2 separate regions of the Mus musculus genome follow, and region 1 is linked to region 2. A link is a loop called in an ENCODE intact Hi-C map of the cell type or tissue named here. Cell type or tissue: left cerebral cortex. All regions are shown on one strand. Links, peaks and the distances in the headings refer to the core of each region. The heading gives the core; the rest is flanking DNA. Region 1 has its middle 24 kb from the start of 4930465M20Rik. Region 2 holds the start of Gm33341 (a long non-coding RNA gene).

What was found. Peaks named below come from ENCODE experiments on the same cell type or tissue, not always from the same donor. Only the 100,000 strongest peaks of a DNase experiment are listed, where the experiment ranks them.
Region 1: a loop joins it to region 2, with 6 times the contacts of the local background. A loop is called at or near these places in 2 of 42 quality-filtered maps.

Annotation. Positions count from the first base shown.
Region 1 is chr12:107,753,717-107,765,458 of GRCm38, reverse strand. No RefSeq gene overlaps it. Among named protein-coding and RNA genes, the nearest start is that of 4930465M20Rik, 24 kb to the right of the region's middle. In left cerebral cortex, for the core only: no CTCF peak of the experiment used is centred there; a DNase peak (open chromatin) is centred at 6,949.
Region 2 is chr12:107,817,646-107,829,387 of GRCm38, reverse strand. It overlaps Gm33341 (a long non-coding RNA gene), which reads right to left and starts at 4,998. Exons shown (of 3, transcript XR_381909.1): 1 at 4,954-4,998; 2 at 3,887-4,064; 3 at 3,687-3,740. In left cerebral cortex, for the core only: no CTCF peak of the experiment used is centred there; DNase peaks (open chromatin) are centred at 3,291 and 5,197.

The sequences.
Region 1 (11,742 bases), core at 4,518-9,517, 65 kb after region 2:
TGGCCCCCTAACTACAAGTTTCCAGGGAACGTATCAGAGTTAGCAACTCCTCTCTCTCTTACTTTAGTATAGCCCTGCCCTAGCTCAGCATAGCTCATGTCTCAGTTAGTGCTGAACCGAGTGCCACTAAACGTTAAGCTCCTTGCTATGGCAGGATGGGTAATGGTAAGAGGAGACAATTCCTCCCTGGGGTGCCTGGAAAACGTCGAAGTCTGCTCTGGGTCTCTGAAGCTGGTCTAGTCTGTGCTTACATATGATGGCCTAAGTTGGCCTTACCTCCATTCATTGTTCCCAGTCCTGTCCCCCTGATGGTCTACAGAGAGGCAGGGCCAATCTGGATGTCTAGATTGATAGATGAGAACATGGTGGTCTAGGGAGCCAGTGACTTTCCAAGTGACTCTGGGCATTCTTTTTTTGTGGCAATGAATTCTCTGTCTAAAATGGTTCTAAGACACAGGACCAGAGACTCGTGCAGGAGAGAGTGTGGGGCCATGTCCTGAGTGACAGCCAGGTGACAATCATTTCTAAGACCACATTCTGCTCCTTCCTCAGGGTGCCACCAGCCTGTTTCAGGTCCTCCCTGTATCTTCTCTCCTCCTTTGGAACCTGGTCTCCAGTCTTGCTCTGAAGTGAACTTGCTCTATAAGTTCTAACAAGAACTATTATGCTCAAACTTCTTGTGGCTTTAGGAGATACAAATCTGTGGTAACGCTTCAAATTAAGTGTCGTGAATGAATAATTACTTTCTGAATCAGAGGCGTTCCATTGAATGGGGATCATTATTGTGTGTTAATTAAAATCCCACTGATTATTAAAATTATATTTTGGGGTTTTAATAACTCTATAAGGGACATGCAGATAAAGCTGAGAGATAGGCATTGGTATGGGCTCTTGTTAAACCTCAATAAATACTGGTGTTAATTCAAACATGTACTCATTGATTCATGAAACTAAGATGGGATTTTTACTTGAAACAGACATGGATGTTGTAATCGGCCCGTGTTTCTTTGGAGTCTGAATGCAGAGATTTTTTGATCTGTGTAAAGTCTGAGCTTGGGGCGAACTTCCTCAGGGTGCTGTGTGGTGGGGGAGAGCTGAAGAGCGTGGTTTGGATGACTCAGTAGGCTTCTGCCCAATACCTTCTGGGCTTTTCCAAAGACAAGAAAGCCGGAGTTTGGAATCCTCTCAGAATCTGATTAGCATTGGATCGGAGAGCCTGCGCTCACATGGGCAGGAATTCCAGGCCCTTTATTACTCTCTGTAGGCCTTACCTTTGAGAACATCCTATCTTCCTGTTGCTCTGAGTCTGACTGGGTATGTCTAGACCATGTTGAGTAATCTGTTCCTACAGAGTCTCCATTCTGCTGATGGCATGGATGGTTTAACCCCCTAGGCTGCCTTCATCTTCCCTTGCTCCAGTGGCCAGTGGAGGTGGCATCTAGACACTGGCATTGCTTAACACAGAAACAGTTGTATAGCTCGTCTAGCCTGCCCTTCCCCAAGTGATGTCCAGGTGGTCCCAACTTCTTGCTTCTGGAAGTTGAGCCATCTGAAACTTCTCAGAATCTTAGAAATGATTTTTCTAAGGATGGAGTGGTGTCCTGGGAACTGGATGGAGAAGCAGCATCACCCAGCTGGGCAGAGCCAAGCCAGTGCCAAGGGCTTTTTTTTTCTGTTTGAGAAGTTCATGCATTCATGTTTTGATCAGCTCCACTCCTCTTTTGTTTCTCCTCATTTCCTCCTCTCTCTCCGACTCTGCTTCTCTTTCCCAATCTCCTGTGCTTAGATTTTGAAAACCCCACTGAGTCTACTTCATGTTTCCTGTATGTGTGTGGGTGTGGATCCGTACGCAGGATAGTGGGCAGACATCCATGGGCACAAGTCTCTCAAGGGCCTCTGTTCTAATCATCAATAAAACCTTCTCTGATGGGTCAATAGTGCCCCATATTCTGTGTGGAGGGTATGGCCTTGGGGACTGGTAGAGCTGGAGACATCAGACTTAGGACCAGAAGTGATAGATGATGTTCAGGTGGGGGTTGGGGGCTGGATGTGAGCTGGGATATGTGTTGGGAAGAAGACCTTGGTGGGTGGTCTAGGCTGGAGAAAGGCTGGTTAGGACCCTTGATGACTAGTGTTTGTTATCAGTGTAACCAACAGTAGAGTCATCTGGTAGTCAGGCCTTTGGTCATGGCTATGGAGGTGATCTCGACTGTGTTGTGCTGAGAAGACCTGCCCACTGTGGGTGGCACCATTCCCTAGGTGGAATCTTGGGCTGTGTAAGTAGAGAGGGAATTGGATAGCAGTGGACTCACCGCCCTCTGCTTCATGATTTTGGATGCCACACGACTAGTTGCTTCAGGATCTTCCTACCACACAGCCTGACTCATATCCCACTTCCCATGATGCACATGAGCTGTGGCGTCACAGACCATCTGCCCTTAAAGAAGCAATCTGGGAGTCTGAGGCACACACTCACAGGGCTAGCTTGCCATCAGAGTCTGAAGACAGGCCTTTGTTGGAAAGATACATGTCTCCATGCTTCTCCGGATGTGGTTCCGCTCTGAGTCTTTCAGATTGGTGGTTTCAGTTGTCCCCTGCCTGGCTTCCTGTCAGGAACACCCACCATCCTACCCTGTCAGTTTGGAATGCAGCTCTTGGGGCCTTCTCCTCCTCCCTGTCAGTTTGAAGCCAACCCCAAGGGATGGTGCCACTCACATTTAGAGTAGGCCCCCCTCTCTTCAGTTACCTCAATCAAGAAAGTCCAGCAGGGATCCTCCCAGTGGTTTGTCTTCTAGTGAGTCTAGATTCTGCCAGTTGTCAATATTAAGGATCACAGAGCCCAAGGGTGCTCTTCTAATGAAGATAGCTGAAACTTTCCCTCACTCCCCTGTCTATTGGGAAGGGGTTTGGGAAACCAAGGCACAGAGGTGGCTGGCCTTTCTATCATCCTGTGGTTGGATCCCAAGACTGGCATCTGCATCTGGACTAATGGAGCCTGAGAGGAGAAAGGGGGCTGGCTGCTTTGATCTTCATTCTCTCCTCTTCTGCAAACAGCTCACTGGGAGGTTGGGTCCTGCAGGGTGGGGCAGGCCCCACAGCTAGTGGATGTCTCGGTGCCAGGTGCTTCCTGGTGGCCAAGGCCTCAGCAGACAGAGCTGGGAGGAGCGGGGTTGGCCTCAGCAGGCCCTTGCAGAGGGAGCTGGGCTGGGGCTGCTGGTGGGGAGCCTCTTGGCCCCAGGTCTCAGAGATTCATTTTGAAAGGATCAGGAGAGAGGGAATGAGTGTGGGCCTGTCTTGTCTCGTGGGCCACGGTGCCAAGGAGAGCCCACTCTCCATACCTATCTTTTTTCTGGATTCTCAACACCCAACCTGGAAAATGTAGAGCCTTAGGCTGCCGCCCGTGGACTTGGGACTCAAGGGCTGACATGGAAGTTTAGTGTCATATAGTCAGATACACTTGTTTTCAAACCCAGCCTGTGTCCTGAGATGGCTTCTGACAGCTCCTTCTTTCCTTCTTTCCTTCTTTCCTTCTTTCCTTCTTTCCTTCTTTCCTTCTTTCCTTCTTTCCTTCTTTCCTTCTTTCCTTCTTTCCTTCCTTCCTTCCTTCCTTCCTTCCTTCCTTCCTTCCTTCCTTCCTTCCTTCCTTCCTTCCCCCCTGACCTTCCCATTTGTCCCTCCTCCCTCTCTCTCCTTTCTTTCAGTTGTGGTGTGTATATATGAGTGTGTGTGTGTGTGTGTGTGTGTATGTGTGTGTGTGTGTGTGTGTGTATGTGTCCATGTGTGTCCAGGGATGTGTGTACACATACATGTGGAAGCCATGGGTCATTCATTTGTGTCATCCCTCAGGCATCATTTGATTTCTTCTCATGACAGTTTCTGTCACAATTCCTCGGCTCTTCACTTAGATTGGGCTGGTGGCCAGTGAGCCCCAGGGATCCGCTTGCCTCTGACTCCCGGCTGCTGGGATTCCCAGTAGCTACCACCACACTTGGCTTACCATTATCAAGTGTGGGTTCTGGGAACTGAACTCAGGCCCTCATGCTTGCAAGGCAAGTACTTTACCCACTGAGCCACCTCTTCAGTGCCAATAACGAGTTTCTTTACCTTGCAAAATGTAGGTAGCAACACCTACTTAGTCCTGCTGTAGCAATACCCACCTGTCCCTGCTGTGGTGGCTGTCAATGCCAACTGAGCCATACTTGCAGCTGGATGTGGTGCTGGGCACGGGACATGGGGAATGACTGTGATCTCAAATATACATCAGACCCAAAGAGAGGGCCTTGTATTAGTTAAGGCAAGCTCCAAGCAAGCATCTGCTAGGTGGTACACTGTGTGGCTGTCTGCATGTAGACAGAGAAACCCGTCTGGAACTTGGTAACCAGAGCTGACCATCCAACTGGGAGGAGTGATGGGCAGGGAGGCTCTGCATCCCTAGGGTCTAGGATGGCTGCAGTGGGGTGAAGGAAAAGGAGCCCTTAGCTTCTACCAAGGGAAGTGTGAACTGTGTAAGTGGATCAAGAGGTTCTAATGACTCAGTATCCCCAGGGCTCAGTGGTCATGTCAGGAGCCAGGGATGCACAGGAAAGAGTCCAGAGTAGTGAGAACTCTGCCCCAGGAGATGGGGGTGTAGTGTGGCCTTTGGGTGGGATTTGGAAAGGTAGGATGGTGTTTGTGCCCCATCTGCTTCTCTTCATCCTTAGGGTGGAACGCAGCCTGAGAAGGCTCATCTCCAGGCTGCTCTGCTCACCTAGAGTCTGGGGACTCTCAGGTCAGGAGCAAGGATCCACCCTCCAGGTCCCTTGTAGCCTAGGAGCTTAGAGTTAAAGCAGTAGGACAAAAATCCCAACACTTCTCAGAGGTACATGAAGCTCTATCTGCCTTGCTCTGGAGTTGCAGAAAACAGGGGACGAGAACATAAAGTCAGGACGTGTGACCCTCCTGGCTTGGCAGATACCATGTCTCCCATTTCCCAGAGTTCACACTCAAAGGCACCTCTGTGGCCCTGGCTTTGGCCTCCGGTCTGGATCAGTGTTAACAAATTGCTCTTACTCCCCAGGGAACCAGTGGCAAATGACAATGAGGCAGGCAGACCCAGGAATGATCTTGGCCTCTAAAGCCCCCCCCCCCCCCAGCCCTCTGGGGAGGGACACTCCAGTGACCATTGTCAACCTTCATGTTCATCACCTGTGTGGACAGCTTGCAGACAGGATAGTTGAAGTCTTGCCCCTTGGGTAGCATTCTAAGAGAGGACGCCCTGCGCTGGTTCAGATATCACTAGTAAGACTCAGGGGCTCTGGTAAGAGTGACATTTCCTGGCCAGGGTGGTGGTTGGCAGTTGGTGTAGGCTCCGCCCCACTGTTACCTGGCAACAGACAGGTATGCCTGACTCACTCTAAAATGGCCTGCTTGCCCCCTCCTCACTCTCTTGCTCTCCCACTCTTGCTCCCTTACCCTCTTCCCCCTCTCTCCCTATTCTCCTCCCACCTCTCCATGTGCTCATGGCCGACCTCAACTCCCCCCACTCTCTCTGTGTCTCTCTCTGCCTTTCTCTCAACTCCCCTCCCTCATATCCTGAATAAACTCTATTCTACACTATACCTTAGTGTGTCTGGACCCTCAGGGGGAGAGGACGCCTAGCATGGGCCCGCAGAGGCACCCTCTCCCCCCACATCATACTGCACTCCACCAAACATATTCCTTCCTTCCCTATCTTTTTATAAAACACAACAGTGGTCACAGCAGAGGTTGGAAGGTAAAAAAAAAAGGCAGAGTTGCGGGAGGGGCACCCCAAGAAGAAGGAATCGTGTACTTGAGAGGCCTGTGGCAAGAGGGACTTTTGAAAGAGGGCCTTTGGAGTGTGAGTCAAGGCAGAATGTCACCTGGTGGGGCAGAGGGACCACAGAGGAAGTTGTCCATCACACACTCACTCCTAGCGAGTGGTGCTCAATCCCAGTTTACCCTTGATGTTGTGAAAGGTCCAGCCCAGGCATGTGGCATGGCTGTGCAGGTGACTTAGGACACCATGGGTGGACGTAAGGATGATGTCAGGAGGAGAGAGATGACAGACATGAAAATCAAAGAGACAGGAATCTGGTCTTGGGATTCCAGGTGTCCGAGTCAGGGTCTCTAGCCTCTCTTCTGCCTGCATATTCAGCTGGAGGGAGAGACAAGCTCGGATGGAATTTTGAAAAGGTGACTGTGCACCCTGATTGGAGAAACTCACATAGAAGAGATTGGACCACGCAGAAATAGGAAGTCCGGTTCACAGGATTCTGGCTCTAAAAAAAACCCCAGCAGGGCCTTGTAAACCAGGCGTTTTGAGTCTCCTTCAGCTTTTCTCTGGATGTCCTTTGGGGCAGAGAATCCTTCACTCACACCTTCAGGAAAAATGGGAGTGCATTCTGTTCACCTTTCAGTCTATCAGAGACTGGAGTCCATTGTCCAGGGCCTACCGGCATACACAGATTTGAAACTCCCCGCCCCCCCCCCCCCCCCACTCTTCCCCAGCGAGGTTGCTGGGCAGTGTGACAGGGTGGTGAGAACTTGATGACATCTTCCCTGAGTTCAGAAGGGGGGGTGGGGTGCAGGGGGGGGGGTGCGGGGAATGCATGCAGGGAAGAGAACAGCAAACCCAGCAGAGGACAGAGCAGTGATACCTGAGGTCCTGGCTAGGTGGCGTTAGAAAGGGAGGGGTGAAGAGTAGGTGGGGTGGAGAGACTGATTCCCCAGCCAAGGTGGGCTGTTTGGAAAAGCCCCGACCCCAGCAGGCAGGGAGGATGCAGCCTGGGCCTGCTCCAGGCGGTGGGGCGCTTCCCGCAGGTGGCCCTTTGATCTCCCAACAAATAGCCTATTCAACATCTCCAAGACTGGGCTGGCCTCTGGCAGCCAGAGTGGGAAGGTGGGAAAACACGAGAGGATTGTCTGCCCAGGATCAGGGCCTAGAATTGGCTGGGCAAGGCCGACTGTACGGGAGGGAGGGAGCTGCGGGGGGGGCGGGGGGGGGTAAGCCCTGGCGTGGGGATGAATGGCTGCTGGCCAAGGACTCCCCTGAAGGCTGCAGGCTGGCCTCAGGGCTGGGACTCCCAGGCTCTGTTGCTTGCCTTTGCAGGTTCTGGGGAGATGTGGGGTGAGGGATGACATGGACAGTACCCCCCCCCGGGGGGGGGGGAGCTCTCTGTGTGTACACAGATTGAAGGGAGTTAGAGACCTTTATGCGGAAACAGCCTGCCCTATGCCCGCCTCCCCCTCCCCCAAGCCAACTGCCTCTCCCAGGAGGCACAGCTGGGCTGGAGGTTGAGTTTCGGGGAGACAGTAGGCTGGATCTTAAGTCTTTAATACTAAAAAATCTCACCCCCTCCCCAGTTTCCACCTGGAGTTGGAGATGAAGCTCAAGACTGTGTCAGTTTAGTCTTTGAAATGATAACCAATGAAAATGGCCGGAGACTCAGTTTCTTTCTCTCTGACAATTGGTTCTGGGTGTCTCCCCTTCCTGGTCACCATGGGTAAGGGCCTTTCTAGATTGGGGAGAGTAACCCTATTTGAGGATTGTCAAGTTCAAGGGAGAAAGCTTGGTGTTGGGCCAAGGGGAGACTTGGAGACAGTGCAGTCATAGTTCCGGCTTCTGTTTCTCCTCAGGTCTCAAGCTCTATCTGTCTTCAGAAAAGTCACACAATTACCCCGAGCTTCAGTTTCTTCTTAGAGTGTTAATTGTGCCCATTTGTCCAGTGGGTTGATAGTAGATTGTGTACACCAGTAGTTCTTCATACATGTCTTTAAGGAAGGAAAGTTGGCTTAGGAATAAACTTTTTTAAATTATTTTTTGTCATACTAAGACTGGATCGAAAGTTAAGAAATGATTTAAAGATTATTTTTCTCCGAGTTACAAAGCCCGAGAGATGGTTTTGTCCACGGCCTGTTTTCTCCCCAACCCCTGCCTGAGCCTAACCATGGATTCATCTTTGAAGATTTAAACCCGCAACCTAAGTTTTCCGGCTCCCCTCTCTCTCTGCTTTGCTCACTCTGCTTTGCTCACTCGTTTGTTCTGTTCGGAGAGGCAGTCAACAGCTCCCTGTGAGGTCTGTGGCTGCTCCCAGAGACACTGGCAGGAGGGGAGGGAGCTTGGAGCTGTGGGAAGGGCAGACACTGGCCCGGTGGGTTCCAGCAATTCTCACTGTGACCCCGGGCAAATCATTTCAACTCTCCAGCCTCAGTCTCTCATTTATATAATCAGTGCAATCGTGGTGTTTCCTTTCCAGGGTTGTTTGTGAGGCTTACAGATGTCAGGGTTAAGATGTTTGGCTTGTGGAGTCCAGAGAAAAGCCAACATTGTTAAGACCAGGTTTCTGGTCCTTGGTAGCCAGTATCTCCAGGTGGTCACAGGAAGATGAGCAGATGTGACCCAGAGAGACATGGCATACAGAGGAGAATATGTCCCCATCTGCCTCTTGGCTCAAGAGGCCTCAATTTCTTTCTCAAAGCTGAGTGGCCTCAGGACCTTTCTTTGGGTGGGCCTTTGATTTTTTATTTTTATCATGACTGACTGATTCTCCTCAAACAAGTCAACTCAAACAGTGCTTGGAAAGACGCTTCGAAAAATCTCGAGAAAGCTGGCTGCCGGCCACGGATGGCTCTCCGGTCATGCTGGAGCCCCCCCACCCCCACCCCCCGCTAGCAGCGGCCTTCTGGGAGTCTGGCTGTCTGGGTGCTTGGCTTAGACAGGTCGGAAGCGGTTGGAGGAAAAGGCAGAACTTGCTCCCCTCCCTGTTTGTTTGTTCTACCTACCTGACCTCAGAGCCCATCTACCCTAATGGTTTTTAATGACTGTAACACGGCTCTTGACTGGATCCATTGGCTGGGCTACCCAATGGTTCCTTTCCACATGCCCTGCCTCGCAAGAGCATGTCAGGTGGGGCTACCTTGTCGGCATTGTGGTGGGCTTTTAGCTGGGGTAGAGTGGCGGTCCCTCAAGGCCCTCTGGAAGGAAGGGCGAAGAGAGCTGCCTAGAGAGTGACTCCTTAGAGGTGCACCATGACCTATGGGACTCTCAGCAAATGGCTCGGACTCTCTGGTCTTTACTTCCTCAGGCCTGGAGCAAATTGCACAATGTAGACTGTCACTGGTCAGCAGTTCCTGTACACACCAGCTGTCAAAACAGCTGTCCCGGGATGCCTTGGCTTCAAGATTTCCCAAGATGGTTTGATGGCTGTGGTTGCTGCCCACCTGACTAGGGTGGACACTTCCCAGCTATTGGCTGTCACAGAGAAATAGGACGAGGATGTATGGAGACCGGGGTCTCCCCTTAACTCCCACAATGCAATCATCCTTGGAGATGAAGATTTCTAGGAAGGGAAAACTCCTCAGTTAGTCAGAGCTCCCAGCAGTTTCCAGCCTTCTGCCCGGACGGAGTCCCACTCCCGCTTCGCCCTTCTCCACCCTCTTGTGCAAGCCCCAGCATCCCGACCAGCTGACTCACCCAGCCCAGGACTCCAGCCTGTTAACAGAGATGTTGTGAGGCTCCGACCCTGCTGAAGATGGGCCTGGGCTCTTCTCCACCCTCCATGTGGCTGGGAGCTCCTTGTCCCTGGTGCTGTTCTGAGTCTCCCCCATTCTCCAGCCGAATCCTGAAAGGGGCACCATGTTTCCTAGGCAGGAAGTGACTGGAACTAGGGTTGGCCCTTGACGCAAGCTTATGCCTGTGCTATGAGCAAGCTGGGGGCGTTTGTTACTGAACAGTGGTTCACCTGGGACATTGGTGCTTCATGCCCTGAGTATGTATGGTCATATCTGGACACACTTTAGGCTGTGGCAGTCGGGTAGTCGGGCACCAGTTACATCTGGAATGGAGTGGTTGTAGCTTTTTTTTTCTTTAGCCCATAGCACAGCCCCACTAAGCAATGAGGTGACCCAGTGGTTCCTCAAGGCTCTCTTACTGTTGCCCTCTGATCATCGGGCCTGACTTCTGCCCCGAGGGATGTGATGACACCAGTCCGGGCTCTGGCCCAGGGTGGAACCACATTCTTGGTCTTCAGCTCTGATGTCTATCTGGGGCTATTGTCCCACGTTTGGTTTCCACTCCTGGCAAGAAGTGACATCTGCATGTCCCACCCTCAGCTCAGAGTGAACGTGCCCCAACCTGAGCTCGGCCTCCACCTTCCCACCTGATCCTCTTCTGCAGCCCTGTGCCCAGGCCCCATCCCCGCCTCCTGCCTCCTCCCTGTCTCTCCACACCCTGCCCTACTTGGTTCATGCCCCTGCCACTTTTTTGTGTGTGTGCTCCTGGTTTGGTTAGTTTTTATATCAACTTGACACGAGTTAGAGCCGTCTGTGAAGAGGAACGTCAGTTGAGAAAATGTGTCCGTCAGATTGCCTGTAGGCAAGTCTATGTGGCATTTTCTTAGTTAATGATTGACATGGGAGAGTCCAGCCCTCTGGGGGCGGCACCGCCCCTAGACAGGTGGTCCTGGGTGGTATAAAAAGCAGGTTGAGCAAGCTGTGGGGAGCAGGCATTCCTCCTCCTTCTCTGCTTCGGTTCCTTCTCCCAGGGTCATGGCCTTCTTGAATTCAGGCCCTGACTTCCCTTCATGACAGACTTTGAGCTGTAAAAAGGAAACAAACCTTTTCTTCTACAATCTGCTTTTGGCCATAGTGTTTATTACAGCAACACAAGTCAGTACAGCCCCTAGGCTTCCAAGCCCTTTCTGTGTCCAAGCCCAGGGCCCCAGCCAGCTTTCCTCTTCACTGTCCATTAAGGCTTTGCTCTGGTCTGAGGAGACGCCTTAGGAAGCCATCTTTGTCTTTGCAGGGCTGTTTTCCATGAGTTCTGGGCTGTTCCACACCCCATCTGGTTCTCTTAGCTCACCAGGGAGGGACCAAGCTCCATGCTCTTTTGTTGAGTGTTGCAGGCCATTGACCAGGGTCTCAGTGGTTCTGAGTATCTGCCCTGCAGCCAGGATGTCTCTCCCCCCACCATCCCGGTCTGCTCACACAGTGCACAGGCTCTGTGTGCACCTCTTGACTCCCAAGCTCCTGGACATTGGGTCATTTGCTTCTTCACACACTAATTTGCTAGTCTCGGAGGGAATTTGTGAATCAATGAAATAAAGTGAATGAATGAGTTCATTCAAGCAGTAGCTACTGGTGATCCCCCCCCCCCCTTCCCCCGTCAGACACTTCAAATATCTTGATAAGATTTTTCTCTTCTAGCTCTGGAGATTGAACATAGGACCTTGTGTGTGCTAAGCAAGCACTCCATCACGGAGCTGCATCCCCAGCCCAATACTTAGCTGAAGAGCAGCCTCTGGGCTTTGGAAACAGAATGCAGTAAAGGAGAAAGTGACTTATTCTTATGCGGGTATGGAGGCGAGCAACCCAGCTGGTGGAAGGCTCTTCTCGAAGGGTGGACCCAGCCACAGACTAAATCTCACCTTGCCTCTGGAAGCAGGCTGATAGACTCACCATGTTCTACCAAAAGCCACTCTCTGCTATATCTGCTGCACAGGGGTGATGGCCTGGTTGGGGAGCATTCGTGAATGGGCTGAAGAGAAGAGAGAATTCCTAGGTCTCTGGGGAATGCTGGGGTTCTCATTTACCAAAAGGGAAGCATGGTGTGTCCCATCTCATAGACACAAAGCTGATGTTTATAGAGGCAAAGGGTTAAATGGGCAGCAAAGCTGGAGGGGGACAGGACACTAAGGTGTCCCCTCCCTCCCCTGCATGGCTTGGGGCTGGACCTTTCTCGCCTCT
Region 2 (11,742 bases), core at 3,000-7,999:
TGCATCTCTTCTGAGATGGCTGGGACATTTCCTGACTCTGCACGCGCTGCTGGAGAGCTAGCTCCCTGCTAACCAAGGCTGGATGAACCTTGAAGCTTACACGCTGAGGGATGTCGTAGACGTTGCCTCAATGGATTCATTAGCAGGAGATGGACACTGGCTCATCTGTTTCTGGGTTTAAAGGAAACAAAGGCTCAGGGGAGTGAAACGGTTGTCCCGAGGCCACACAGCTCATTACTCTGTGATGGAGTTGGAAGGTCACCATGATTGGCCACTGTGATTCTATGTCCTCTGCAGTGCTAGGGGAGTCACAGGACAAGTTCATCACTAACAGCCATGTGCCCTCCAGCCCACCTCACCTTCCTACGCCCTTCTACAAATCTGGGCTCATCTTAACTACAACCGAGGGCCTTGATTTTCTTTCTTGTCTCAAAACGTCTGTAGTTGTGATTCAGACAGCCGCTGAGTGAGAAAGTGGTTTTTAGGGGACACTACTAGGGGACACGCAAACTTTCAAACTTCTGGTTTGTTCCCCAGAAGGCAATAAACAGTCTCTGCCCAGACTCCGGGGCTGAACGCTTTTTTAGTGCCTTGCATTTTTGGTGACAGTTTTGCAAATTGCGGGTAAAGAACCTAAATGTCTAATTAAGCCCCGAAGATGCACAGGAGTTTGAAGCAAATGATTGATGTTCACGGAGGTGCGGCTGTGTGACGGGGCCGCCTGACAGGGACTGCGAAACCCGCGCGGCAGTGATGGTTTGTTGTGATCCGCGTTGTCATTTTTTCATTACTGATTAAAATTAAAAATCTGCTTGGCAAATCCATTGTAAAAATCCCCTTCATGAGCATCGACGGGTACAAATTATTTTGTCAATCGTCTGGCAATCAAAATGGGGCTGGAGACCATTTCTAGCCCACACTTTTCTAAGCCCCCTCTCTCTCACGCCGCTGACTTTTCATAACAAAGTTTTAAAAAGCGTAGGTAGAAGTCTTGGCAGTGCTTGAAAAAAAAATCAAAAGATTCATCTGTATTTTTTTTTTTAATGAAATGTTCTGTTTGTGTGCGCCCCCTTCAGCCCCCTGCCGAGAGCGGAGGGGAAGGTTCTCGGAGGGAGAGCTGGTCTGTGCTCTGTAATTGTCTAATGCTGTGTAATGACAGGTGGATAACGGTAATAAAAGCCTTTATTAGGATAAAAATCTGTTTTGAGAATGGAAGCGTAAATTGTCTAAAGCTGCAAAGCAGGAAAGAAGTCTTGCTAGCCGGCAAACCGAGTGGAAGCTATCCACGGGCTCTCCACTGAGGTGGTTTTCCGTTTCATACTCACAGGTCACGTGAAAGACGGGGGAGGAAGGTGAGGGAGAACTTGCGTGTGGGTGGGAGCTCTGCATTAGGTCCTGGGCTCCAGACTTAGCATCCTACTGTGTGACTGTGAACCAGTCACATGCCCGCTCTGGTTCCAACAAGTGAAATGATTGATGACTCAGCCAGTCCAATCATCCAGTGTACTCTATACCCTGTTACCCAAAGCTTGAGAGTCAGCGAGGGGCCCCAAACCATTTCCTAACGTAGAACATGAGATAGATAAGCAACCGACCCTGGATTTGGAGCTCAAACCACCGAGAAGGATCCCATCCAGTATGAATGAGCCATGTATCTTAAGAAATATACCCACATCTCCCAGCCTCTGTCCCCCAAATCTGTGCTCAGGGTTCCATGAACTATCATTTGAAGACCACTTGGCAAAATACCTGCCCTACGATCCTGTCCTGAGTCCAGGGGGTGGGGGTGGGGGTGGGTCGTCATAGTCATGGGTTCAAGAACCCTTTGCTGGCCTTTGAGAAAGAAAGACTCCTGTTAGTCAGAGTAGTGCTGACTATAACCCTGGTTCCCAGGGTCCTGAGGCAGGAGGATCTCGAGTTTAAGAGTAGCCAATACTATATAGCAAGATCCTGTCTTAAATAGCACAAGCCAAACCCAAAAGCCAAAATGAGTGTTTTTAGATGAGAGAAATGAAGAAGGATTCTTTGTCCACATGGTGCTGCCCAGATCCCTGAAACCCAAAATTCTACAGAGAGCTTCAGCATGCTCCCAGACCCCTCATCATTGAAAATGGGGTGTCCTAAAGAGGCAGTGCATAGGACTGAGGGCCCAGAAGCACCACACTGGACTTTCAGGAAGACTCCAGTCTCTGAGGAGACTCAAGGCTCTGGGACAAAGGGACAGGTGGCACAGTGAAGGTGACTTCCAGTAACCTCCTTGAACTCTTAGACCTGAACAATACTTCTCTCTGTTTCCAGATGTTTGCCTACAGTGTATATACTTTCTTCCTCTCACTTTTCTTTTCTCTTTGCAGACCGTGAAGATTTGTAGTCTTCGGAAGGACAAGCGAGGGGTGTTCTTGTTAAAAGACTGAGTGACAGGGTCAGCCCTACTGAAAGGCAGCCTATCCTCTTTGTCTGCAGGACCAGCTGCCTGTTTAGCCTCATGGAGCACACACACACACACACACCCACACACACACCCACACAGACAAACACATACACACCCACACAGACACACACATACACACCCACACATACACACCCACACAGACACACACACACACACACATACACACACACACACACACACACACACAAACACACACATACACACACAGAGAGAGAGAGAGAGAGAGAGAGAGCCCGATTCCTCTGAAATCTGAAGGGTTACTGTCCAGCCTAATTCCCTTTCTGACTAAGCTGAAATATTTCTCTTCACACACAGTTGGCACGGAAGTCTCATACAGAGAATGGGGATAGCAAAAAAGTAAAAGCCCATCTGCACTCTCTCCTTTGTCTGTCTGTGGCCCATCAGGAGCAGGGCTCCCCAGAATCAAGGCCACAGAAATGGGAATCTCAAAACAAAAACAAAACAAAAACAAAAACAAAAACAAAAAACAAAAACAAAAACAAAACCCAACCCAACCCAAACCACCACCACCACCACCAACAACAACAACTAATAACATCAAAAACCAAAAATCCCCCAAAACAAAAAACTCTTTGTGATTGAACAATTTTCTTTTGGAAAGGGGGGGCTGGTCCATCCTATTTTGTAGGGTAATTTCCTCACACCTATATTTTGTGGATAATCTGTTAATGTGCCAAACCACAGCTGGAAAAGATGGCCATGGCACGCTCCCCACCCATGTGCTATGAACACCACCCACGGGGCTGGAGGAGTCTTTCCCAGTTCTCTTCTTCTCTGTGGGACAGGTGGGGGAGTGTTTTCTGAGACTTGTGTCCATTTGCATGTCCGCCCACCCACCTTATGGATCCATTGCCACACCATATTTAGATAAGCTAATGTTCCCCACAAGAACTCCCGAGGACCTTGGGCTGTGTGCTGGTGGGGGTCTGGGAAGGAACTTGAAGTAGTCTTTTCCCTAGAGGCAGAACCCACCTAGCTGGAGGGCAGACAAAGGTAGACCAGAGGGGCTGGGTAGAGAGGTATTGGCAGCAGGATATAAGCTTCATCCTTGCAGAATCTTTCGATTAAAAACCCAGCTTCTCTAATTGATGTGGATGTGGACTGATCTAAGGCCTGGGTGAGTCCACAGTTGCCAATTGCAGTCTTACCTCAGCGGCAGACATGACCAATCAGTCACAGACAACACCCTTTCTGCTTGAGCTCTGGGCCACCATCACCATCACCTGGCACAAGATGCCAAACCCAGAGGCTAATTGCAGCGTGGTCCCTGGGAAGGAGGAATTCAGGAGATAAGCCTCCTGGGAACTTTCTGGATAAGACTAGTCATGGGGAGCAGGGGGGGGGGGGAGAGGGAGGCACGCTGACTATCTGTAACTCAGGACGAGTTTAAGTTAGCACACACTGAGGGTTTACCTGGTGCTGGGCCAGAAGCTATGGCCGGCAGGAGTGGCTGAATGCCTGTATAACTCGTTCTCACATCAGCTAGAGTGCGGGAGAATCAACATGGCTTGGAATGATGAAGGGGGAAGACGATCCATCATGGAGAGGACCCGGACGGCTTCCCCAGGTTGCTGGTCTGCAATCTGGGTCTCTGCGGAGCCAGAGAAGATTGTGAAGTGGTTTCGTTGGCTGTGAAGGTCATCTGATTTCTATTTCTTTCTCCTCCAGCTCCATGTCTCTATCATCAAGGCTGGGGCCACGCCAAGGACCCTTCACCAGATCAATTAAGACAAATGTTGGAATCACGCCAGGAAGCAAGAGTTTTATACCAATGGCCATGAACACTATTCTTTTACTCATTAGCTCACTTAAGGAATTTTAATCAAGTACCCACTGCATATCGGGCCCCAATGAAACCCTGTGATAAGGAAGCCAATGGAGATAGGGCGTCCTTCCTTCCAAACGTCTGTGTTGTGAGTATTATTGATGTGTTCAGGTCACTTCCAACTGTGTTTAGAAGTCAGATAAGTGATATAACACAGGGCTTCGGTCTTCAGGAGGCAGCTCTGCTTTCCTGGAGTCCCCAGTCCCCACCGTTGCAAACCAATTTGTTCTGTGTGGTGAGAAGACAGGGGTGATAACCTAACATGGAGTGTCACAGACCCCTGTGTGGAGTGGACAGACTGCAGATGTCTGAAGTCCCAGGCTCCCTGCTTAACCACAGAGTTTCCCACCACAGAAGTCCACTGGATCCTCTCTGCAGATCCTAGAACTAGGGGTTGCGAATGTGTCTGTCTGTCCTAAGGTCACATAGCACATGCGTGACAGGGGCTGACACAGCTCCAGGAAGTCTGATTGAAAAGATCTCATTCCAGTCCTGCCACACTGAAACCATGAACCCTTCCCATGGATTTCAATGTGTTTACCTGGAGCGGGTAATGGTAGCCAAGGGAAGGACGTGGCTTTGGAATTAGAATGACCCCACCGATTTGCTAGACCATCTATGGGTGGTATGGCTTTGGTCATAGAAACCTACTGACCCCCAGTTTATCATCTTCAGAGTGCAGCAGAGGTGAGCAGTGACAGATGGAAGGAACAGGTAAAAAGGCTGGGCAGGAGCACAGGGTGGCAGGAGTCTACTATTGCCCATGACCGTGTCATAGTCAACCTTGCAGTGGGTGCCTCAGCCTCCAGGGAGAGGCTCCAGGCCGTTTTGTAATCCACCCTCAAGCTGCCACACCAGGCCCTGATCACACACACACATTGTCCTGAAATGCTCTCTGTCTCTGTCAATGCTGATACATACTTGTCGTGGGCGGTGTTCCCACTATCAGGCATTTGGTGGAATCATAAAAACCCATTCCCACCCTGCCTAATACATTTTCATGTCTCTTCCTTGACAGGCTTGGGTGTGTTGGATCTGGGAAGGGGCTCTCAGTCTTTGATCCCATACTTCGGGGTTGCTTGAGAGTGGGTGGTGTTTAAGGACAGTCCAGGCAGGAAGCTGGGGCCTCTGAGATTATCTTTGCTGCAATGGATATCAAGGGAAGGGCAAGGCCAGGGTGTTGCCACCATGGTATACCTACTACTCTTCCTGCAGCTCCTGGGTCCCTGAGGCTGTTCCATAGTAAGTGTTCAGGTTTGCCTTGCTTGGAACCATGTGCTTATGGCTAATATCCCCAAGCCTCATTTAAAACAAAACAGGAATAATAAAAACACTCACCCATGCTGTTATATGATTGGATAGCACTATGCAAGGAAACGTTTGTGCCCAGAGCCTCCTCATGATGTGTCTTGGTTGGGGTTTTATTGCTGTAAGAGTCACCATGACCGAGGCAACTCTTATAAAGGAAAACATTCAATCCGGGCTGGCTCTCAGTTTCAGAGGTTTAGTCCATTACCATAATGGTAGGAAGCATGGCAGAGTGCAGGCAGACATGGTGCTGGAGAAGGAGCTGAGAGATCTACATCTTGATGGGCAGGCAGCAGAAAGGGGACTGTGCCACACTGGACATAGCTTGAGCACTGGAGACCTCAAAGCCCACCCCACAATGACACACTTCCTTCAAGGGCACATCGACTCTAACAAGGACATACCTCCTAATAGTGCCACTCCTTGTGAGCCAAGCATTGTAACACACAAGTCTATGTGGACCAGCCCTATTCATACCACCAGATGGTGAGAAGCCGGGACATCGATGTCAAGGTGTCAGTAGGCACATGTAGAGCCCACCTGTGGTTGGAGGCGTACCTATGTTTTAACATCTGAGAAGATCATGGTAACTCCGGTTGGGGGTGGGGGTGCTAGGTATTATTAGCTTATATTTGCTTACAGAAACCAAGATTTTGGGAGAGAATGCACAGCCAGGTGAAGCTGAGGAAGTTTGTTTAGTGGGCCCATGTTTTCTCCCAGCCTCATCTGTGAGTCAGGTCCAAAGCTTCTGAGAGGGTCTCGGGACAGGTAGCATGTTAAAGTTGGGTAGGAGGAAGCTTGGCCTCTCCCATTGGCAGCTCAGCTGGGTCATCTAAGCCTGTGTGTCAGTCATGCGTACCTCAGGTTTTGCTGGTGGTACCTCCCTCTGTAGGTACAAGCACATTGGTCTGTGACTGGACACATCAAACACACACAGAGCTCAAACTTCAAGTTGGGCTTTTCAGCTGTGGCTTTTTTGGCAGGCAAAGCTATCATTTTTTTTCCCAAGCCAAGTGGCGGATTGAGTGTACCAGCTACAACCTGCCATTAACCACTCTTGCTATTGGGAGCTGTGGTCTGTGAGGAGGCTCTGGGGGTGGGGTTCAGTGGGTAGTGGAATCATGTGATCTATTCTCTTTCAGTTTGGAGCTCTTGCATCCATTTTGATGGCACCTCCTCAGGACATAACTGGGTAGAGAATGCCTCAGCAGTTGGGGGATGAAACCTTCTCACTCAATAAATAGACCATGCAGATTCCCTGGGAACCCATGCAAGGCTTCTACAGTGGACTGCATTTGTCTAGAGATTGGTCTCCTCCTTAGGGAGAGGTGCCAGGTCTCTTCATTCTCCAGCCAGCACAAGTTTCAGTGTTTCCAAGCTCTGCTTTTGGAAACTGAAGCCCAGCTACTTTCTACAATAATAGTTGTACTCGCATCTGGCTGAGCCTGGAGCTCTTCAGTGCTGCTCCCTGGCTGTCTCTGTGGATGCTCTGTCCATCTCTAGAATTGATGCTCTAGACAGAAGACACTCCTGTGTCTAGTGGACAGATGAATGGATGAGAGGGTGGGTTGGTGTATGGGTGAATGAGTAGATGGGTGGCTAAATGGATACATGGATGGCTGACGTCTTTGTCAGGGTTACTGTTGCTGTGATGAAACACCATGATCAAAAGCAACTTGGGGAGGAAAAGGCTTGCTTGGCTTATGCGTCCATGTTGTTGCTCATCATTGAAGGAAATCAGGACAGGAAGTCAGACACGGCAGGAATCTGGAGGCAGGAGCTGATGCAGAGGCCATGGAGGGGTGCTGCTCACTGGCTTGCTCTTCAGGGCTTGCTCAGCCTGCTTTTTTATAGAACTCACGATCACTACCCAGGGATGGCATCACTGACAATGGTCTGGGCCCTCCCTCCCTTATACATCACTAATTTAAAAAATGCCCTGTAGCCTGATTATATGGAGGCATTTTTCATAAGTGAGGTTCCCCCTCCTCTCAGGTGACTTTAGCTCTAGCCAGCATAGGTAGGTAGGATGGATGACTGGACAAGGGGTGGATACTTGGGTATACAGATTCATGAGTAGATGGGTGAATGAGTGGGTGAATGAAATGGATGTGTGTGTGTGGGTGGGTGGGTGGTGGTGGGGATGAACAGCAGATGTTTGGATGAGTGTATAGTCGAGGGATGGGTCCATCAATGGGTGGATGGATCCGTGGGTGGGTGGAGGAATGATAATGGATGAGTGGATGGATGGAGGGATTGGTCATTAAATGAATGAGTAAGTGGATAGGTGAGCAGATGGATGGGGTAACTGACAGATGGACCGATGGACACATGGATGGATAGATGGGTAGATGGGTAAGTGGATGGGTGGGTTAGTTGGTGATTAGATGGTTGGGTGGATGGATCAATCAATTAACGCTTGAAGGATTTAGCCTCAACTGGGGTATGTTTTAACAGAACCACCACCAATTCTGTGTCCTGGTAAATGATACAAGTTCTTGTGTGTAACACCTGCTTTATCAATGATCTGGACCTGCTAGCTTCCATATAATGAACTTCTCCAGGTCAGTATTTTGTCTCTCCACAATTAATGATTGACACAAGGTCTAGAATAGCAGGTGTTGGTTCACATTCATTGAAAGGAGTCACTGGTGGGAGTTTTACCATTTAAGGGAGGGATTCTGCCATTCTTACTTTGGTCCCCGTGACTCATCTCAGGAGGATCTTTCATTTAATGACTGTAGAATCCTGAGTGTGGGGAGAAGATGCTAGAGACGTTTAGTACATATAAAAGCTCTGAGTATGGTATGAATCCCAATAGAGATCAGAGTGTGGATGCTGATCCAGAAGCATGTATTCCTTCTGCTGTCAGAGGCTGGGAGTAGCCAGAGTCTGTGGTCAGAGGCAGCATGGGCATCATTTGGACTGGGCAGGTCATCATGCTGTAAAAGCAATTTAAACTCCCAGTGCCTTGACAGGACACTGGTTTTCTTCTTACTCATACAACATATCCAAGAGCACTATCTGGGACAGACAGGCAGGTCAGCTCACCGTTGGGGCTCAGACCCAACAGACTCTAGTTGAAATGCCACATACAGTCACAGGACAAATGTCATGCTGACTCTTTAAGTTTCCACCATGAAGCTCCTCATATTTCATTGGCCAAGGATGTTGCATGGCAACACCCAACTGCAGAGGCCCCCAAGGTGAATCCTTCCTTAACATCAGGAGGAGAATTCAGAATGTAGGCACACTTCTGACAACAGCTACATTACCTTTCTGAGATTTAATTGATAACTCTAGGGGGAGTTGCTTCCACCCTCTAAGTCTGAGTATCTCAAAGAGCCAAAGAGGGAGAGAATAATGCGCATTTATTCATCAGGCTAAGGGGAGGATTAAATGGGTCAATACACTTAAAAAATACCTAGTCTCTGCTCACTTCTTTATAGGTCATTTGCCAACTGATGAACGGATGAATACTGGGGAGAGAGTGGTAAGAAAAGATCAGGATTTGGTTGCAGCTTTCCTGGGGTTATTTTCTAGTCAGTGAGATGGCAGTCAAAATAAACAGAGGGGCTGAGGACAGTGATAGGTGCTTTGGAAGAATATGTGGTCCACCAATTGTAAAAAATGGTTCTAGGTCCCCCCCGCAGCTATTGCCATGGGGCTCTCATTGGTCTCTTTAATTCTTTCACCAACTGTATGGGACAGATATTTATTTCAACACACACACACACACACACACACACACACACACACACACACACACACACACACACGACTGTTCACAGCTTCAAAGTCCAACTTGGTTTCATCCCACCATGGTGCCTCTTCCAAACCTCATCCTTCTGATGGAATAGTCTGAGTTTTCACTGATAGCAAGAAGAGAAACAAAAACGATCTTCATTGTCATTACCAATTAACTGTCACCTTCCCTTTAGGGAAGTTTGCTGTCATTAACAGACCATTCCCCAACTCTTCTTCCCTACTGAGGCTCAGTCTATGCCACGGGCAGCCAGGCAGAAGTTGGCCATTACAAAAAAGTCCTGAAGTTTATTTTGGGTGATTTCTGATGCTTCACAGCTCAGAAGACAAAGGCTGGCCTGTCCCCATCTACTCTCCCTGCTGGAAGTCAACCCTCAGGGGTTCTAGGAAAGAAGGTCAAGATAATGTCACTCAGGGAGAGGATCACGGGGTGTAGTTGACAGCAGCAGGTTTTCAGCCAAGTTGAAATCAAGGCATAGTCTGTTTCTAGGCCCTGACTTACTCAACTAAAGTCAGCTCAGCTAAACTCAGCTTAGCTTAACTCAACTCAACTGAGTCCAATTCAACTCTCTCCCAGCTCAGCTCAACATACCTTCTCCTTGGTTCTACCCAGTGTGTTAGTTAGGGTTTTACTGCTTTAAAAAGACACCATGATCAAGGCAACTGTTGTACGGACAATGTTTAATTGAGGCTGGCTTACAGGTCCAGAGGTTCAGTCCATTATCATCAAGACATGGCAGCATCCAGGCAGTCATGGTGCAGGAGGAGTTGAGAGTTCTACATCTTGATCTGAAGGCTGCTAGCAGAATACTGGCTTCCAGGCAGCTAGGACTAGGGTATTAAAGCCCACACCCAAATGACACACCAACTCCAAGGCCATACCTACTCCAACAAGTCCACACCTCCAAATAGTGGCACTCCCTGGGCCAAGCATATACAAACTATCACACCCAATTTGGTTCAATTTAGCACAACTCAGCTATAGTCCCCTCAACTTGATTGAGCTCCACAGACACAGAATTATTCCATAATCACAGAGGCATTTGTTGGGCACCAAAGGTAGATTCTCTGTAGCTTGCTTCCCTTAGAAATTCGTAGTTGGTTACTGAAACATAGCATTTGGTGAGAAGAGTGTAAATACCAACATGTAATATCCAAGGCTGTGCACGCCTAGTGGAAGGAGTCACATGCTTTTCCTCATTGGGGGTTTTCAGAAGTCTCATTATAATTTCTACCATCTCCAGTAAAATGTAATTTGAATTAATAATGGAGGGCTGGGGCAAAAAGACCACCCAAAAAAGAGGGGCAGTGCCTTGCAGGGTGGAGCAAGTAGGCCAATCAGAGTAGATTTGGAGGATCAGAAGGGACCATGGGGTAGAGATAAAAGGCTTTGAGCTTTGAGGCAGTTGGCTCTGAGGTAGTTCAGGAGTTTAGATTTTTCTGTAAGAACAGGCACCTGCCAGGTGATTTTATTTTATTTTAGGGAACACCAGGGGGTGGGGGAGGGACGGTGATTCCTCTTCTACCTGTGAGGAGACAGAGGTGGGCAGCATTTCTGATGGTTGGTGTCATGACCTTTAGGTAGGAACTAAGTGACTTCATAGCTTTTCCTTAGATGCGTCTAGATCCTCTGTCCTTGGCTGTCATCCATCTGCCCCAGTGTGATTCAAATCATCTTTCCACTCCCTGAGTGTCCAGAGAGCAGAAGCTGGCAGGGGTTAGAACAAAGAGAGTGCTTAGGAGAAGGCAGAAGCCTCACAGCGTACAGAGAGAAGGAGGAGGACAGCTGAGCACAGGTCTTCAAATTCACAAAAGTGCCATGCCACATGGAAGGAATTTAACTTAACTGTAAACTGGTGGTCCCTTAAAATATTCATTTGTCTGTCCGCCCATCCATCTGTCCGTCTGTCCATCCGTCCGTCCGTCTGTCCATCCATCCACCCACCCATCCATCTGTCTGTCCATTCATCCATCCATCCATCCATCCATCCATCCATCCATCCATCCATCCATCCATCCATCCATCTATCTGCTCATGTATGTGTGTAGGTAAGAAGCCTTACTTCCAGGAATCTGTTCTCTCCCTCTACCATATGGATTCTGAGTCAGGTCAACAGGTCAAGGCCCAGTTTTTTCAGGTCTCTTATCTAAGACCCGAAGGTTCCTATCTTGGGAAATATTATTCATAATGCTCCTCTAATGAACATTAAAATTCAAATGAGAGTTAAGTGCTTAAGGAAATAGTTGCAAATGTAAGAAAAATAAGGAGATTATAGTAATACTCATGGACCCATAACTTGAAATAAATAATGTTTGGCCAAAGTGGCATTGGTAGGTTATTTTGGAAATAAGCTCTTTGACAATTACATCT